2 separate regions of the Homo sapiens genome follow, and region 1 is linked to region 2. Evidence: chromatin contacts called from ENCODE Hi-C or POLR2A ChIA-PET data. All regions are on one chromosome and are shown on one strand. The core of a region is the stretch at or near the end of the contact, and the rest is flanking DNA. Distances in the headings are between cores, read along the strand shown. Region 1 holds the start of PEX11G (peroxisomal biogenesis factor 11 gamma). Region 2 overlaps LOC124904628 (a long non-coding RNA gene).

Evidence for each region. Hi-C counts contacts between places; a loop is a spot of excess contacts on that map. ChIA-PET counts read pairs that join two places held with the same protein, here RNA polymerase II (POLR2A). Pooled maps may share reads with other maps.
Region 1: a pooled map shows a loop between it and region 2 (2.8-fold over the local background). The contact joins the promoter of PEX11G here to the enhancer-like site in region 2. A Hi-C loop is called at or near these places in 2 of 37 single-sample maps with no recorded cell type and 7 of 50 pooled maps. POLR2A ChIA-PET finds 5 or more read pairs at or near these places in 2 of 52 experiments (HCT116 and PC-9).

The regions. Positions count from the first base shown.
Region 1 is chr19:7,487,607-7,490,603 of GRCh38, reverse strand. It overlaps PEX11G (peroxisomal biogenesis factor 11 gamma), which reads left to right and starts at 1,569. Exons shown (of 5, transcript NM_080662.4): 1 at 1,569-1,653. The coding sequence starts at 1,594. RefSeq lists silencers at 1,383-1,712, 1,763-1,822.
Region 2 is chr19:7,798,293-7,801,385 of GRCh38, reverse strand. The region is part of intron 1 of LOC124904628 (a long non-coding RNA gene); the gene reads right to left. Among named protein-coding and RNA genes, the nearest start is that of EVI5L, 30 kb to the left of the region's middle. Within about 2 kb of position 1,343, at least 4 of the 41 ENCODE cell types and tissues checked have a DNase peak (open chromatin) inside an H3K27ac peak, as active enhancers do.

The DNA.
Region 1 (2,997 bases), core at 320-2,819, 310 kb after region 2:
ACTTTGGGAGGCAGAGACGGGCGGATCACGAGGTCAGGAGATCAAGACCATCCTGGCTAACACGGTGAAACCCCGTCTCTACTAAAAATACAAAAAAAAAAAAAAAAAAAAAATTACCCAGGCGTGGTGGCGGGCGCCTGTAGTAGTGCCAGCTACTCGGGAGGCTGAGGCAGAAGAATGGCGTGAACCCGCGAGGCGGAGCTTGCAGTGAGCCGAGATCGTGCCACTGCACTCCAGCCTGGGCGACAGAGCGAGGCTCCGTCTAAAAAAAAAAAATTAACAAGGGAAAAACAAATTTATTAACATGTGTACCTTATGTGTACATGGGAGATGCCAAGAGAAATGAGGTGGCTTATATAGCTTATATAACTCCTGCTTATATAGCACCTTCAACATATAGCAGCAAATTTTTGGAGAAGTGACAAGACGAAGGAAAAGGACATTGAGGCCGGGTGCGGTGGCTCACGCTTGTAATCCCAGCACTTTGGGAGGCCGAGGCGGGCGGATCACTTGAGGCCAGGAATTTGAGAACAGCCTGGCCAACGTGGTGAAACCCCGACTCTACCAAAAATACAAAAATTAGCCGGGCACAGTGGTGCACAGCTGTGATCCCAGCTACTTGGGAAGCTGAGGCACGAGAATCGCTTGAACCAGGGAAGCGGAGGACGCAGTGAGCAGAGATGGCGCTACTGCACTCTAGCTTTGGGGACAGAGCAAGACTCCGTCTCAAAAAAAAAGAAAAAAAAAAAAAAGACGTCTCCAGACAAGAGTCTAAAGGTGTCCCTGGTGATCAACCTTTGTCCTTCCTGGTAGAGAGGGGAGGAGGGCACCTTTGTACCTTTAGGTCCTGCTTTGAGGCAAATCAGGGAAGAACAGAGAGCTTTTCCGGTATCAGCTTCATTGATCTCAGCTCAAAATAATCCTACACCAAGGTCGCATATTTCAGAGGGGCATATGCTGGTCTCCTACGGGGGTCTCTCTTGGGGGTGATAAAAATACCCCGAAACTAGCAAGGGGTGATGGTTGTCCAACATGTGCATGTACTAATGTCACTGAATTGTGCATTTTTATTTTTTATTTATGTATTCTAGAACAATTCTTAACGTCCAAAGATAACGTCTTTCCTTAACGTCGAAAGATGCCTTGTTGTGATATTACAGCAGTCATTCCTGCTCACTACGGGCAGGCAGACAGTGCAGAAAAGGTGAAGCACAAAAACTAAAAAGGAAAATCTCTCCTTGAACCACTGCGAACAGGTTGGTGGTTTTGCTTGGAATATTTTTGGAGCGTGTGGGTAGTTGGTTAAACTTAGAAATATATTTTTTTGTGCGTGGGTAGTTGGCCAAACCGCCGTGGGGCAGAATGCAGCAAACTCCGAGGATGATCCAGGGTCTGCAGGCCTGGAGAGCACACACGTGTCGGCCCCACCTCTGCAAACTCTGTCCCTCCCCTACAGCGGACAAAAAGCCGGTCAGGGGGACAAAGGCCTGCGGCCGCGCCTGCGCGCAAGCCTTTGGGGCGCTCCCGGTACCCCGGCCTGGCCCCGCCCCCTGGCGCGGCGCGCCGACGTCGCGGTGACGTCACGGAGTTGCCATGGCGTCGCTGAGCGGCCTGGCGTCGGCGCTGGAGTCGTACAGGGGCCGGGACCGCCTGGTGAGGCAGGGGCGGACCGGGGCCGGAGGTCCTAGAGTTTGGCCCAAGCTCAGAGACTGGGAAACGGGCCAGAGAGGGGACGGGGTCGCCCAGGATACTCCGTCGCAGAGGCCCCGTCCGAGCTAGGCTCAAATGCGGTGCCCTAGCATTGGACATTTATGTATTTATTTATTTTGGCTGGAGTGCAGTGGTGCGATCTCTGCTCACTGCAGCCTCCGCTTCCCGGGTTCAAGCGATTCTCCTGCCTCAGCACTCCCGAGTAGCTGGGACTACAGGCGCCCGCCACCACTCCCTGCTATTTTTTTGTATTTTTAGTAGAGACGGAGTTTCATCGTGTTAGCCAGGATGGTCTCGATCTCCTGGCCTCAAGCGATCCACCTGCCTCGGCCTCCCAAAGTGCTGGGATTACAGGCGTGAGCCACCGCGTCTGGCCAGCGTTGGACATTTAGATAGTTTCTGCCAACCCAACCTGTCTGGACATTGACACACTGGCCAGATTCCCGTGTTTGGACGTTTTGGATCCGACCAGGCCACTGAAGTTGTCCTGAACAATCTCGTGTTGGGATTTGGGATGTTGCAGGGCTCCCCTGTGGCTGGACATTCACTTCCAACCAGATTCCCTATAGTTGGGCATTTAGGTTGTTTCAGCCAACCTAGACCAAAGAACACGCCATGGCCTGGGCCCTGCCATGCCTAAGCAGCGATGGGTTCCAACAAAACCCCAGTTGGTCATTTAGATCGTCTCTGCCAACCCAGCCTGGCTGGACGTTTACATACCAAACAGATTCCCATGTTTGGACATTTAGGATCTGACCGGGCCACTGTAGTTGGTCCCTGGGTTGTCCCAAACAATCTCATGTGGGGATTTAGGATATTGCAAGACTCTCCCTATGGCTGGACAGTTTTTAGTTCCAATCAAGTCCCATATGGTTGAACATTTAGGTTATGCCATCCATGCCCCTGAGTCTGGACTCTTAGCTTGTCCCCACCAGTCTCTTATAGGTAGACATTCAGGTTGTACCAGGCGGTGTACTGGTGGCTAGGCATTTAGATTCCATTCAAATATCTTATGATTGGGGGGGTGGGTTAACAAATCTCCCCCGAGTTGAACATTCAGATTGCAGTGTTTTGCCATTATAATGGGGCTGGAAAGGAATTACAAGTAAAAATAAATAAAACAACAGGAACAAGCAATTTCTGAAAAGCAGGTAAAATAAAGATATAAGGGAGGCCAGGCGTGGTGGCTCGCGCCTGTGATCCTAGCACTTTGGGAGGCTGAGCTGGGTGGATTGTCTGAGCTCAGGAGTTTGAGACCAGCCTGGGAAAAGTGATGAAACCTCGTCT
Region 2 (3,093 bases), core at 94-2,593:
AAACCGGCCCCCACCAGCTGCAGCCCGATAAGTTAAAGACTGTCTTAGCAGTTAGACATATGCTTTTAGCTTAAAGGAAATTCATATAACCGCCACTGCTCTACATCTTTCCAATGACGTACGCTCCCGCTCCTTCACCGTTTCATCCCAGCTGCTTCTTAGATCAAAAGATTGTGCTCAATAAATCGTCAGGCAACCAGAACTCTGGGCGTTTTGCAGCCTTCACTCTAGCAACTGGCCCCCTGGGCCTGCTTTAAAATCTTAACTTGTCTTTTCTCATTCCTTTGTCGCCACCGGACTTCAGGTACCCACGGGTAGTGTTGAGGCTGGACCCCACCATCTGGCGCCCAACGTGGTATCTCCAAAACAACCGGGTGAAGGAATGCAGGAGCGTCGAAAATGAAGGACCGACAGATGGAGAACTCCCAAGGACGAAAAGTTTTTTTTTAATTTTTACTTATTTATTTATTTATTTATTTTTGAGACGGAGTCTCGCTCTGTCACCCAGGCTGGAGTGCAGTGGCTCGATGTCGGCTCACTGCAAGCTCCGCCTCCCGGGTTCACGCCCTTCTCCTGCCTCAGCTCCCAAGTAGCTGGGACTACAGGCGCCCGCCTCCACGCCCGGCTAACTTTTTGTATTTTTAGTAGAGACGGGGTTTCACCATGTTAGCTATGATGGTCTTGATCTCCTGACCTCGTGATCCGCCCGCCTCGGCCTCCCAAAGTGCTGGGATTACAGGCGTGAGCCACCGCGCCGGCCAACGAAAAGACTTTTAAGCTCTGCAGGTAAGCGGGGCGCTCGGAGAATTCCAGGGTAACAACAGGAAATTGTGGGTCAGGCTGAGAGTAGACATAATAATTATTTGAGTTTGGTGCGGCAGTTATTGTGCCACTGTGGTTAAACGTGAGCACCCAAAATCTTCTGTCCCTGTTTCAGCTAATAGAACAATATTCTCCTTGGTTCCCGGAACACAGCTCCATGGATTTGAAAGACTGGGAAAAAATAAGGGCTGACTTCAAACAGGCACAAAAAGAGGGTCAAGAAATTCCTTTCTCCGCTTGGTCTGTGTGGGCGGCAGTGAAAACAGCACGTGAGCCTTTGCAGACTGAGGAGGAACCAGCATTTGGAAATGAAGGAGACGAGTTTGACGGTCAGGAGAGTGCACCATCTAGCTCCAGTTTAAAAAAGGCGGAGAATCAGGAGGTTATATATGCTAACCAAACACATATGAAAGAGACCGTCCAACCTACCGCACCCTCAGGGGAAGCTCCGGAATGGCCACCCGCGCCTAAGCCTTGTGAATTGCGGGCATGGAAGCCTGAGACGCGGTTCGCCGCGCCCATTGTTGCAAAACCTGCCGTTAATTACGGTAAAGGGATGATTCAGGCTCAGCCACCAGTTAATTAAAATTCAGGCTCGCCCTGCCGTTCATTACGGGGAAGGAGCAATTTCCCTTAAAAATGGATGACCCAGCGCCCTGTCTGGGTCGAACAGTGGCCGATCCCTAAGGAAAAATTGGGGGCGCTTTATGAAATAGTTAAAGAATTACTAGAAAAAGGACATGTTTCACACCCACTTTTTCTCCTTGGAATTCCCCAGTATTTGTAATTAAGAAAAAGTCCGGCAGATGGCGCATGCCGACCGATTTACTAGCGGTCAACGCTGTAATTCAACCGATGGGAGCTTTACAACCAGGGCTCCCATCCCCCATTATAATCCCTAAAGACTGGCCGCTTGTTATTATAGATTTAAAAGATTGCTTTTTTTTTTTTTTTTTTTTTTTTTTTTTTTTTACAATTCCTTTAGCAGAGGCAGATTTCGAAAAATTTGGCTTTACCATCCCTGCAGTTAATAATAAAGAACCTGCAGCCAGATATCATTGGAAGGTTTTACCTCGGGGTATGTTAAACAGTCTCACAATTTGTCAGACTTTTGTAGGCAGAACTATCCAGCCTGTTAGAGATCAATTTCCAGATGTGTGCAGCAAAAAATAGAGGCCAACTTATTCAATGTTATTCATCTTTGCAAAAGGCAATTACAAACGCTGGATTGCTTAAAGCATCTGACAAAATTCAAACAACCACTCCTTTTCAGTATTTGGGAATGCAAGTACAGGATAGAGCATTAAGCCTCAAAAGGTTCAAATTAGAAAAGCTTCTTTAAAAACCTTAAATGGGCGGGGGGGCAGTGGCTCACGCCTGTAATCCCAGCACTTTGGGAGGCTGAGGCGGGCGGATCACAAGGTCAGGAGATCGAGACCATCCTGGCTAACACAGTGAAACCCCGCCTCTACTAAAAATACAAAAAATTAGCCGGGCGTGGTGGCTGCGCGCCTGTAGTCCCAGCTACTCGGGAGGCTGAGGCGGGAGAATGGCGTGAACCCGGGAGGCGGAGCTTGCAGTGAGCCGAGATCAAGCCACTGCCCTCCAGCCTGGGGGACAGAGCAAGATTCCGTCTCAAAAACAAAAACAAAAACCAAATAAACCTTAAATGATTTTCAAAAATTGTTAGGCGATATTAATTGGATTCGGCCCACCTTAGGAATTCCTACTTATGCTATGTCTAATCTCTTCTCAATACTGAGGGGAGACTCCAGTTTACACAGTAAAAGAGAACTAACACCCGAGGCCATGAAAGAGTTAAGAGTAATTGAAGAAAAAATTCCGCAAGCCCAGGTCAGTAGGATTGACCCAGACTTGCCTTTACAATTCATTGTTTTCCCTACTTCACACTCCCCAACGGGGATTATTGTTCAAAATAATGATTTAGTTGAATAGTCCTTTTTGCCACGTAATACCATAAAAACACTTACAGTATATTTAGATCAGATGGCAATTTTAATTGGACAGGCTCGTATGCGAGTTGTTAAACTTTGTGGCACTGAACCTAATAAGATTATAGTTCCTATAAATAAAAATCAGGTTAAACAGGCATTTATTAATTCAGTTACATGGCAAGTTTATTTAGCAGAATTTGTTGGATGTATTGATAATCATTATCCTAAAAATAAAACTTTCCAGTTCTTAAAATTAACTACATGGGTTCCTCCGAAAATTACTCGTGATGCCCCTTTGGAAGGAGCTGTGACTGGT